Linked DNA regions of Homo sapiens: all the other regions are linked to region 1. A link is a contact called in ENCODE Hi-C or POLR2A ChIA-PET data. All regions are on one chromosome and are shown on one strand. The core of a region is the stretch at or near the end of the contact, and the rest is flanking DNA. Distances in the headings are between cores, read along the strand shown. Region 1 holds the start of TP63 (tumor protein p63). Region 2 overlaps TP63 (tumor protein p63). Region 3 has its middle 67 kb from the start of TP63.

Region 1 (4,265 bases), core at 703-3,202:
TAGGCTTAGTACCTGAGTGATGAAATAATCTGTACAACAAACCCCCATGACACAAGTTTACCTGTATAACAAACTTGCACTTGTACCCCTGAACTTAAAATAAAGGTTAAAAAAAAACCAAAAATACTATGATTGCTTAGAATATTACAGTATGTCAAAAACTGAGATGACATTTGCTTCATGAACTAATAGATCGTCAAGGTAATATAAAAAGTAGTTTCTCTATTTCTTTATATTTATAGGCCTCTCTTATCATTAGAAATGCTTCTAGAGAGGTATGTATGCAGGATTGAAGTGTGGGTTATTAGTCAATAGAAGGAAGTTTCTTCTAAAGCTTCCCTGGTTCCAAGTACCTAGTTTAGGAGAGATGCCCTCAAGAGTAGCATTACACAGTTACTATTTCATCACAATTATCTTCTTAGAACTATTATTTCCAAAGATGTTTAATGGAATAGATAATTTTGAGATTAGAAACAATTTTGAGAACCAGAAAATCTTTGGTGTTTTTCTTTTTAATCAACCCAATCCTCAACTGCAGCTAGATCTAATTTTCACATTATACAAGAACATAAATCCTAGAGCCATTTATTTGTGCTAATATTGTTGTTTGTGGTAAACAGCAAGACACGAATCAAGCCACCACCAACAAATTCCACTGAAACCTTGGAGACCCCAAACTTGCTTCCCCTCTCTCTTTTTTCACCCTTTTCTTTTTATCTCCTTTATTCTATTTATCTTTCTGCCTTGCTCTTTCTCTTCTGCCTTTTCGCACAACCCACCAGAAACCTCACAGGAAGAGAAACAATCTACATAGCTCACATTAGTGTTCTACGTTGTAGCAAATCACGTTAAAGGAAGATCACAAATCTTTCACACTCTACTAGTCTACAGTAAGTGAGTCCTGCCCAGAGAGAGCAGAATCTGCTTCTAGTATCAAGCTCCAACAGACACAGGTGGTAAATGGCAAGTTAACCCTTTGTAACCTCACCATTTTCAACACGCAAAGGACCTCTCTCATTAGTCTTATAAAATAAAGTACGAAATCTCATGCTGTTAAACTAACATCACATTGCTACATATGACTTGAATATCTCCCATAACTTTATGACTGGAAAAACACTGTTCAGATTTCATTTACCAGTTTAAAAATAGCAAAGTCTAATTTGAAGCACATACACAATTGTGCACCCTCACTAATATTCTCTCTTAGTACTAGGCAAATGTTTCTAAATAAAATTTACTACAATCACAAGCTTTAAAAGTCAGATTTGTCAAAAGATTTTCATTATCAAACATACCAAAAAATATTCCTTATAAAATGCAATGACAAGCCACAATCTGTTTGGTACAACAATGGCTAGTTATCTATTTCTTAATGTATAAATCAAAATTATTTGGTGTTTATTTTGACTTGAAGATTATCCATACATTATTATATCCCTGCCCAGTGAAATTTCTTATTGAGTGAGTAGGTGCTGAACAAGGCAAATAATATATTTTAAACATTCTTAAATGGCGTGATAATTTTTTTTAAATGGGAAGATTCGCTTCAAATTTTTTCACTTTGTAGATCCAAATATCAACCAAAAAAGACATTCAGAAAATATGTCCACAGACCACTTTAAGTCCACAGAAAGTCCAAAATAATATCACTGTGCTGACTAAACAAGGAGGAATTGTTCTTTGTACACAGCTGACACATTCATAATACACAAGGCACTTCAATTAAGTTTTGAGAGAAGTTATGTCACATTCAAACTCACCGCTGGATGTAAGGGTCAGGGCAGTACTGTAGGGTGGCACACCGTGAAGTTTCAAAATTCATTTCCTTCAACTGTCTTTGATATCAACGAACGGAGAACAATTATATAAAATATACACATATACCTGTGTATATATAGATATAAAGCCGGGAGGCTAAAAGCAATAGGGTCAAATGCTATCAGACATAGAAGTTTAGGCACTTCTCTCCTTCATACATATTTGCAAAGAGGCGGAGCGTTTCTTGATTTTAGCCAATGAGATTCATCAATTGACTAAAACTTCATAAACACTCGATTCTTACCAGCTGGGCATCCTCTCTACTGTTGTTCTTCCCCCTCTCTCACGGCTTCAGAGTCCTTGACGTATAGTAGCCACACTTGTTGTTGGCAATTTGGAGCTGGAGGCATCTCTGAACTTCTGATCTCTGTCGTGATTGGATGCTGGCATGAATGGCATCAGAGTTTAATTTCAGCAGCCTGGACTTTTGTAACTGAACTGAGCTGATGAGTGTCCACCCTGCTCCAGCTACATAACACTTCCTTGTATCTGGATACTGGTTTGATTTGAGGATTTCTGTGACTATTTCTGGGGCTAAAATGTTTTGTAGAGCTGCTTAGGGAAGTTTTGTTTTGTTTTGTTTTTTCATCTATTTCCCTCCCTCCCCGCCCTTCAGTTTCCCTTTCAGCCAACCGCCTGTTGTGGTCACAATCTCAAATAGCAAAGACAGGGAAATTCCTTGATTATATTTAACTTAGAACTCACTCTTCCTCTCAGCTAAGAGAAAGAGATATCCCTTTCACATCCCCTTAGAAGCTTTGCCTGACCCGAATAAAAGAAAATAACCTTTATTGAGTTAAATATCCTACCTCAAACACATGCACATGTACTTACATATAATATAGTAATTTTCTTAAAGATATTAAAATTGGAAATAATATATTATTGTAGAATATTCTGAAGTGCACAAATTATTTCAAATTGCCTGTTAATAAAAATATTCTAGTTTATTTTAATCTCTCAGTCGGCTCCACTCTATTCTTTATGTCTTACAGTTTTTGCTGTTTTTGGTTTTGCTTTGACTTGACCTACTTCGAAAGGAAACCATAAAATTGTTCATATATTCCCAAATCAGTGTAATATCAGGAAAGTCTACACACAAAATAATTTATTTCCTTTCTGAATATGGGCTGTAAACTTATCCTGGTTTTGTGGATTTGGAAATTGAATGAAATATGATTCAGAAGCTCAGTTAGGATAGACTCCAACAGGGGGAAAAAAAACCACTCTGTGTATCTAACGGTCACTAACATGGTGAGTTCACATCTTCCCTTCACCCCCTAGTCACAGGACACACCTGTAAATAGGTGACATCAGTAGATGTCAAAGTTGTGAGACAATCTAAAGCCCTTTCAGAGAAATTTGACATTTCCCTGTAAGTAAATCTAACTCAAAATGTGTTTCATAAAAATATTTTATTTGTTGCTTCAGCCAGGATGGAAGGGAGAAGCTATTTAAAACTTGACATTCTCTTCCTTTACTTAGCCCGAGAGCGGCTAACATCTGTGAATTGTGAAATTCACAAACAGGCCAGCCTGAGCCCCAGCCAAATCAAACAGCTTGCTCCACAAAATGTAAAACTTAAAGGGAAGATTGCTTAACTAATTAATTATAGATTTGTTAATTGCAGTTAAAGAGTTTGGCTTTCTTCCCTGCTATTAGCAAATATAGATGACCTAAATAGAAGGTTCTGAAATTAAAAATAATCAATTTCCTGTGACCACAGCCAAGTGATTCCATTTATAATGAAAGGTGGAGTGAAGATTTCTAGTGCAGAGCTTCTCAAGTTTTAATGTGCCCGTGAGGCACCTAGAAATCTTGTTAATGCAGATTCTGGTTCAGTAGGTCTGGGGTGAGGCCTAAGACTCTGCATTTCTAACACGTTCCCAGGTTACTTGATGCTGCTGGTCCTTGGACCACACTTTGGAGTGGCGAGCCCTAGTGTTCCTTCTAGCTCTGATATTTACAATTCGACGTCTCTAGGAAATGAGGAAGAACTCTTCTAAATATTTTAAATTAACTTCCAGGGATATAGACTCCCAAATAATCAATTTGCAAACATCTCTAGTGTGTTGTGTCTTTAAAATTTAATTAATTTTTGTTTTTTAAAAGTTATTTTTATTTATTTATTATTTTTGAGACAGCTTCTTGCACTGTCACCCAGACTGAGTGTAGCAGCGCGTTCATGGATCACTGCAGCCTCAACCTCCTGGGCTCAAGTGATCCTTCTGCCTCAGCTTCCTGTGTAGCTTGGACTACAGGTGAGCACAACCATACCCAGGTAATTTTGTTTTGTTTTGTTTTTTTAGATATGGGGTCTTGCTGTGTTGCCCTGACTGGTCTCAAACTGCTGGACTCAAGCTATCCTCCCGACCCGGCTTCCCAAAGTGTTGGGATTACAGGCATGAGCCACCACACTCATCTATTTTTTTAAAAAATTTAAA
Region 2 (4,265 bases), core at 965-3,464, 79 kb before region 1:
AATTTCCCAGCACCCCTAAGTCCAAAAACAGATGTCCCCATGTCACTTGACATCTCAGATATTTTCAATGGCTCCCTCTCAAGATCAAAGCCCAAACTCAATGGCATGGTTCTGAAGACACCTAATGATCTGAGCTTAAACTCATCTCATAATAAAACATAATTCATAATCCTACCTTCATTTCTGAAATAGTCCTTGCATTTTATAACCTTTCTCTTTGCCTACTCTGTCTTTCAATCTGAAACACCTTTCCATATTTGTCTTCTTATTGCTGTGATCTGAATAATTGTGTCCCCACCCTCACCCCACCAAATCTATATGTTGAAACCTAACCCCCAAGGTAATGATAGTAAGAGGTGGGGTTTTGAGGAGGTGATTAAATCATTACTGCCTCTCCTCATGAATGGGATTAGTGCTCTTGTAAAAAAGGCCTCAAAGAGCTGCTGTGTGCCCTTTCCACCATGTGAGGACAAAACAAGAAGGTGCCACCTATGAAAAAGCTGGTGCTCATCAGACGGAATCCACCAGTGCCTTGATCTAAGACTTTCCAGCCTCCAGGACCATGAGAATTTCTATTGTTTGTAAGTTACCCAGTTTATGGTATTTTGTTACAGCACTCCTAGTGGACTAAGACTTATTAATAACCTAGCTAATCTTCACTTCTTACCTCAGAATATTTCAGAAAACTTTCTTATTCCTCTCCAATCAAAAATGTCTTCTTCCATATTTCTGTGACAAACTGACCTCTGTGACTGAATTCTACCTTGTGCAGTAGTTAGTTGTTTACGTGTCTGTTTCCTGTCCTCGTAAGTGAGGACAGGGAAATGCATTATTGTATCTCAGTGTCTACCACGGTGCCTATTGTAGTGTTTGTGCAAGGTATGTGCTCAATAAATGCACATCAATTTTAATTGTTCTGTGTTTTCCTTTTCCAGATTCAGTCCTGAAACTTTCCAGAAGAAAGTTGACTCGAGTCCTGCCTACCATTTAGCTACTACTTTTCTTCAAGTGGCCTCCACACTTCTTCCACTTTTCTCCTTCATGCTTTTGCTCTTCCTCTGTCCATCCACCAAACCAACATGACAGCTTCCTATCACGGAAGTTCCATCAGCCTACCTATCTCCGCCTTATATTCTTTGCTCAAGCCCATACATCAGTGTAAGGATCCAGCTGGTATAAGATCATAAAAAGTGGATAGGCCTAACTGGAGACATTATACCCACATGAAAGAAAACAGGTTATATTTTTTAAATTGTCAGAGTACTGTAGGCTGTCAGTCATTATGGTACTGCTACAACACAAGGCAAGACACTATTCTGACAATTCACTGAATTTCTCCGTTCTCTACCCGTTTGTTTGCATTCTTCCCTCTATCTGGAGTACTTCCAGATTTATCTATTAAACCCCTCTCTTCTTTAAAGCCTGGAGCCAATGTTACTTCCTCCTTGAAATGTCTCCAATCCTCCAGGTAAAATTTCTATTTTTTTCCCCACGTTCCTGTGGCACTTTTTAACAACTCTAGTGGACCACTCATCAGCACTCACCTCACACGGGTACTATGAATGTATTAGCAGCCTTGTCTTACTAATGTTGTCATTGTAAACACAAAAATATACTTGCTAAAGATGAGGTAGAACCTCACCCAGCACAGGACCTTGTACACAGAAACCCTCAAGAGGAATTGTTGAATTAAATGCATACCTCTCCTATACCTACTCTGAGCAGTAGCAACCAGGTTCTTGGCCTAAATTCCACAAGGCTGGTTTCTGAAAAGCAAATTGTAGATGGGAAAATCTATGCTGTAAATGATTAAGTAATGGTTCCTGGCTCAACTGGAAGAACAGTGGCAACATCAAGGTCAAAAGTCTTATCTCTGACAACAGATGACCCCTACCATATTGCCTTAGACATGGGCACTGTAACCAATGTGTCTATATACTATTCCCAACTCTCCAAGAGAACAGAGAGGCATTATAATTGATGAAAACACTCTTGATATTGAACTTATTTATAGTTTTTGGAGAAGAGAGAGGCAGTTTGATGAGTGTGCTGTTAAAACTCTAGGAACTTGGCAGCAGTCAGTGCACAGGAATTCCCCCTGCTCTGCATTTTTTAACACTGCTGTGATTTGTAGACATCACTATTTAATGAAGCACACAGCTGTGTAAGAAGAGCAGGAGGTGGAGTTTGGCAGTGAAAGGCCAGCAGGAAATCTGGCAACCCATGTCATCTGGAATTTCCCTGACTCTGTTGAATCACCCCTCCTTCCATCACCCTCCTCTAGCTCAACCTTCAGGCACTCTCCAAGATGGCCATTTTAAGCACATAAATAACTATGTAGAGAAATTGCAGTATAGGTCATGCACTTTAACGCATCTTTAGCAAGTATATTTTTGTGAGTCCAGGAACTAGAGTTGGACAAATCAGCAAGATAAAATAAGAAATAATCCAAAACTGCAACTAAAGCAGTAATGGAAATATTGAGGGAAGCTAAAAAAAAAATCTATTTGGCTAACATTATAAATTAAGTATTTTAATTAAATTATCCCTGCCCTTTTCTATTTTAATTGCTAACATGTTTCCAAAGCAGGAATCTGAAAGCTGAGAAACTGAGTGGTGACCTGTAAAGCTGAGTTTTGTAGCTGAGTTCAAATCCTAGCTCAGTCACATATTGATTATAAGTTCAGGCAAGTTATTTTGCCTCTTTCAGCTATATTTTTCTCCTCTACAACAGGGAGGTAATAATATCTATCCCCTAGGCCTGTTAGGAGGGTTACCTGACAAACTATACTTACAAGGGACACAGTGAAGGTATGTTTTCTCTTTTCCTTTTCTCTCCCCACGCCTTTCCCTAACATATACACAGACTTCTATGATTTAATAGTATAGTCTAAGTCTAGTGAAACATGGACCATTTTTGAAAACATAACAAATTCAAATAAGTACTTGACATTACACAACCCCCTATTTTTGCTATTACTAAGTAAATGATATGGTTACAGTGTCTTTAAATAACTCAAAGCATTTATTGATAAATATGTTTATTCATTTATAAAATATTCCTAAAAAGTATAAACAAGGTAATGCATGTCCATCTTATGGATGGAGAAAAAGTGAGCAAAGGTTAAGTTGTATGACCCACCTTCAAAGGAAAACTACAATCCTGAGTTATATCATCCCTAACTGTAGCTTATCCATATTACATTGCCTCCCATGTATGCCTCCTAAAGTGTCCTCTTAGGAATTATAAATCAGAGAACAGGACAAATGATCTGAAGAACATTTATTGAGGACAGCATAAATGTAAAAAGCACCTGTAATTCTTTTTTATTATTATTATTTTTTGAGACGGAGTCTTGCTCTGTTGCCCAGGCTGGAGTACAGTGGCACAATTGTAATTCTTTAAAAAAGCAAATAAAAAAAGTTCTCCTCAGTGCATTTTCCATTAAGAATAAATAACATAAAGCTGTCTTAAATAAGACAAATTTAAAATAAAAATGAAGACAAAGTTGTAATAGTATGCTTCGGTTTCAGACTGTGGGCTCCATAGTGGAAAAATAAAAGAAAAAAATCATAAATAGGACAACAGAATGATGAAGGGATTAGACAGAAATATAACCTTGATGTTTGTTAAAGTTCCATGAAGCAAAGCTATAACAAATTTATTAATTCAACTCTTATGGAAAAAAAGGCTATTTAGATTCAGAATAGAAAACCATCATAATAATTTGTTCTAAAAGCAAATTTAAAATCATACCAAAAGGGAAAAGTAGTAATTTATTTCATATTGTATCTTCCTTGTTCTCAAAAAAGCTGAGCAATAATTACATACAAAAATTCATATTTCAGCTGCAGTGTACATTTTCATGATGTACAAGAAAAATAATGTACCATAAGATAATGGATTAAAAGTGAGATGATGAAATAAAACAGCAAACAAGGATGAATCTAACTAACTATATGGGGATAATACTGAGATATACCACAGTAAAATATATTCTAGGTATGTAAGAGGATTGCTTTTGGTGGAAACTGTGAAAAAACAAACTGACACTCTAAAATTTCTTGAACACAACGTAAAGGCTCTTAACTCTCGTGTTCCAGCAATGTCTCTGAGCCGTGAAGCAATGTATGGGTATAAAGAAGTCTAAGAGGAGTAATCCTATTTTAAGTATTATAAAAAATGAAAGTCTTCCTTCGCATATTATTTTTTTTAGCAGTTTAGGCGATGTTCATTATAGATTCTAGTAGAATAGTGGATAGTG
Region 3 (4,265 bases), core at 954-3,453, 67 kb after region 1:
CCAGTATCAATATGATGGTTGTCAAACATCTGGCTGCTGAAAGAATGGTCATGAATGGAAGAAAACTTTTGCCACTATCTCTTTGTTTAGTTTTCAGTACCCCAGCCAATCCCAGAAAACAATACACTGCATCTTCACTTCTTGAGAAGTTCTTGTGACCTCTATCCTCAAACAGGATGAGGGTCTGTTCCTCTTTAAAACTACCTTTACCTGGAAGAATTAATTATTCACTGGAATCTAAGATCTGACTATAGTCACCATATTACTTATTATTTTATGTTCAACAGGCTATCTATAAAGTCTGGGGACATACATGATATTACCTTATCAGTTTTATATATTGGCGACATTCTTGACATGCATATATTATTAGGCATATATGCTTATGTTTCCAGACTTTATGGACAAGCCATATTTTTTCATGCAAATTCTCTTGTGGACTGTATATCACTAGAGTTCAGGGCTTTGTCTAACTTATTTTTCTATTCTCAGCATCTAGCACCGCTCTTGGCATATTTTTGAAGTCCAGTATAGGTTGCTAACTTTGAAAAAAAATTATAAAATTATAAATTTAGAATAGGAAACTTTATTTTTTAATAAAAAGGTTACATCCTTCAAAGTGGTCATCCTGCAGGCTGAGAAGCACAGGCCCTTCAAACGAGATTGGGTAGGAGCTTTATGCTGAGTGCATTGGCTAAACATACATATTCAACAGGTTACGAGAGGAGGTGAATATTCATGAAGGTGGTCCGGACGCATGTGTATTGAACAAACATGCATGTTACATATGACCCACGTTCATATATAGAACAAAGAAAGAAAGAGAAAGAAAGAAGGAAGGAAGGAAGGAAGGAAGAAAGGAAGGAGGGAGGGAGGGAGGGAGAGAAAGAAGAAAGAGAGAAAGACAGAAAAAGAAAGAAAGAAAGAAAAGAGAAAGAAAGAGAAAGAAAGAAAGAAAGAAGAAAGTTCACCTTGGAGTAGGGACAATATTTAAATGTATTATAATTAGTCCCTATCCATCTAAAGGTCTTTTCAGGACACAAGGAATTCCAGTCAGTGCACAGCCTCTGTAAACCAACCAGAGCCAGTCCATGGTCAGTGGTCTTCTTATCAGAAGAAAGTTACTGAAATCAGTCACTTGTCCAATCAAAGCTATAATTATGGCAGGTAAAACAGTGAGGTCAGTGAGTGTATGGTGGTGAGCTGAAAATTGTCTTAATATTGCTTCTTTCAAGACCAGTGCTTGTTTAGATGCTAAAGAAAAGCCTTGTGGCATGGTTAGAACACAGTTTATTCTTTAGTGCAGGCATGTGACTTAACTCTTGCATGGCATGGCCTTAGGTCCTGTTTATAATTTGATAGTCTATTGTCATAAAGAGTCTGTTCTGTCAGTCTTGTGGTCTCTATTTTAACATTAATGCTGGTCAGTTATGTCTAAACTGCAAAAAGGAGAGGGGTTAACAGAGTATGTTTGACCTCCTGTCCCATCATGGGTCATGGCTGGAAACTCAGTTTTTAGGTTTTTCTGGAATCCCTTGGCCAAGAGGGGGCCTGTTCAGATGGTGGGGGCTTAGGATTTTATTTTTTGTTTACAAGGTCATCAAAATGAAATGTAAGTTGATTGCTTTTAATGATGCCTTTGTCAATAGATTCAACTGAAGAAATGATGGGGATACTGAACACAGATCCTACCAAGGGTCACTTCACATTTAAGTGCGGAAGTAGCCTTCCCATAGTCTTAGGCAGCAAACTCCAGGCTCTTAACTCCAGAAGCAACCTCGGTGTTAGGTCTTTTTTGTGGCAGATGGATAGAGGTCTCTTCAGGATAGTTGTAAAGGGTAGGCTACAGAGATGCTTGAAATATGAGACATTGCCCTGTAGTCAAAATTCCAACATTGAAGTTAGAAGCCTAAGGCCTTTTACCCAGAGATGCCAAAAAAAGGATATAATCCCAGAAGGTCAGGCTGTCCCAATCCTTGTATATGGATATACGTGAGAGGGTGTAGTCTCCCTCGCTGTCATTCACAACCATTCACTTGGACAGGAAAAGCCTCTGTGAACATGTTAAAATAAAACTTCCCCCAGGCTAACCAATTGCAGCAGAAATGCCTGTGGGTAACCAAACCCACAGTCACATAACTAGTAAAATGATTCAGTAAAATTAGTCAGTCTCTCTTTCCATTTCCACACCGAGGCAGAAGAGAACAGCCACCTGTGGGCTGTTAAGTCAGCACAGCATTTGTGTAGCCAGAAAAAAATGCAAACACAGGGAATTCTCCTCCTTCCAGGAGTGCCCTTGTAGGTTGTACTTATCCTGCTGAGCTACGTCCAATTGCATCTCTAGGCAGGACAGCTGCAATTCCCAAGAATCTGAGTACTAACAAGTCCTTGAATCACCTGATTATGAAACTCATAAAGTGCTGAGATAGTGTAGGGATGGGTTTTTAAATTCTATTGTACGAGTAACGTATGCTCAATGTAGAACAATTAAATACAAATAAGAAAAGAATCGAAGAAGAAAATAAAACCACCTGAAACAAAAGCTCAATTAACATTTTGGTGTATATCCTTTAAGATCTTATGCATTATGTGTATATGTATGTATGTAACATATACACAAATAATTGTATATATAAAATCATATTTATATCAAGTGTGAGATCATGTTATACATAGTTTTACATCTGCTGTTTTCATTCCACAATTATATATCATTAAAGTCATTCCATGACAGTTAATAATATTTCATTAAATAATTGTTACAGTTGCTTAGGATTCTGTATCTGTGTAAATAACTGATTCATTCTTATTAGACATGTAAGTTATTTTTAAAAATTTATTATAAACAAAGCTGTGATAAATATTTTTTTAGCTACATCTTTCCACATGTATTTAAATATTACCTTTAAATGAATTATTAAAGTAGAACTGTGAGGTCAAGAGACAAGAAGGGTCCTGCCAAAAAGTCCTCCAGAAAGTGGGTGCAAGTTCACTCCTATCGAATTATTTGAGAGTCCCTGTATTTCCCCACAATACATTCTCCCAGATAATCATTTAAAAATCTTTAAATTTAAAAGTGAATGTATCTTATTTTAATTTTAATTGTTTTGATTACTGGTGAGGTTATTATTGTATTTTTTTTTGCCATTTGAATTTCCTTGTGAAATTTCTGTTCATGACTTTGGCCTGTTTATTCTTCATGGTATTATTGTTTTCTTACAGAAGTGTAAAAATTATACTTTAAAGCCAACAATCCTTTGAAATAGTTATTGAACATGTTTTCCTATTAATCTTTAGTTTTTAAACTTCGTTAATGATGTTTTCCGTACTATAGAAGCACCGCTTTTTAACGTGGCAAATCTATCAATTTTATTCACATAGTTTCTGCCTTTGGTATTTTAACTTAGGTAACAGAGTTCCTGCTGCAACTGAAAAACTAAAGCTAGAAAAACCACCATTTTCAAAGTCAGGTATTGCCTTATTTGAAGAGACTCTCCTAGGTAGTGACTAGCTATGGAAATGCGACTAAAATATTCTTCACTGTTTACAGTTCAGGGCCAAGCAAGTCCTATTACAGGGAAGTAAACTGGTAAGTGCAACCAAGTGACAGGAAGTTGCCAAGACAAAAATACTCAAGAAGAAAATCTCTGCATAGCATCTGGGCTTATAAACTGTGAAAGCAGCCTAATAGTATACTTCTAAATGTTTAGCTGCTGGCTTTTTTGTGAAAAATGGATGCATATTTTTATGTATATAAGCTTATTATAAATTTTATTGACATAATGTTTACATAGCACAAAATTATAAATAATAACAGAATATACAATAGAATTCTGTTATCAGTTTTTGTTAAACTCTTGTATAGCCAACCTGTGGTTGCAACTGATGGGTGAATATAACTCCAGTATGAATATTGATTGGTATTGTTTAGTGAGTAAGACAAAAGTGAAACAACAAAAATATTCCTCAGAACTTTGGTTTGTCAATTACCCAAGCCACTTAGGCATTGAATCAAATAATAGTTTTCAAATACTGAAATAATAGTTTCTCAATTTTTGGTGCTATTCACAATACAATGACCAGAGACACAATGCAGTTTTAATCTGCATTATAAACACTTTCTCCATCACTTCCTCGTCAACAAAGCAATAAATTAAGCCTCTATTTGTACTATTAGCTCATTTCTGCGGTGTAAATATTCCCACAATGGCTGATTTCAAGATGCCAACCTGCTGTCATGGAATGTGAGTTTGTAAGAGATGCAA

What was found. A loop is a pair of places that touch in the nucleus more often than their neighbours do. ChIA-PET counts read pairs that join two places held with the same protein, here RNA polymerase II (POLR2A). Pooled maps may share reads with other maps.
Region 2: a loop to region 1 is called in a pooled map, with 2.6 times the contacts of the local background. The contact joins the enhancer-like site here to the promoter of TP63 in region 1. A Hi-C loop is called at or near these places in 1 of 168 maps with a recorded cell type or tissue (GM12878), 3 of 37 single-sample maps with no recorded cell type and 5 of 50 pooled maps. POLR2A ChIA-PET finds 5 or more read pairs at or near these places in 1 of 52 experiments (activated B cell).
Region 3: a loop to region 1 is called in a map of GM12878, with 2.1 times the contacts of the local background. The contact joins the enhancer-like site here to the promoter of TP63 in region 1. A Hi-C loop is called at or near these places in 1 of 168 maps with a recorded cell type or tissue (GM12878), 29 of 37 single-sample maps with no recorded cell type and 10 of 50 pooled maps. POLR2A ChIA-PET finds 5 or more read pairs at or near these places in 2 of 52 experiments (MCF 10A and T-cell).

The regions. Positions count from the first base shown.
Region 1 is chr3:189,629,076-189,633,340 of GRCh38, reverse strand. It overlaps TP63 (tumor protein p63), which reads right to left and starts at 1,952. Exons shown (of 14, transcript NM_003722.5): 1 at 1,764-1,952. The coding sequence starts at 1,825. RefSeq lists a cis regulatory region at 2,425-2,435 and a promoter at 1,828-2,637.
Region 2 is chr3:189,708,725-189,712,989 of GRCh38, reverse strand. The region is part of intron 1 of TP63 (tumor protein p63); the gene reads right to left. Among named protein-coding and RNA genes, the nearest start is that of TP63, 79 kb to the right of the region's middle. Within about 2 kb of position 2,214, at least 5 of the 41 ENCODE cell types and tissues checked have a DNase peak (open chromatin) inside an H3K27ac peak, as active enhancers do; they include GM12878, where a contact is called at or near this core.
Region 3 is chr3:189,561,934-189,566,198 of GRCh38, reverse strand. No RefSeq gene overlaps it. Among named protein-coding and RNA genes, the nearest start is that of TP63, 67 kb to the left of the region's middle. Within about 2 kb of position 2,203, at least 3 of the 41 ENCODE cell types and tissues checked have a DNase peak (open chromatin) inside an H3K27ac peak, as active enhancers do; they include GM12878, where a contact is called at or near this core.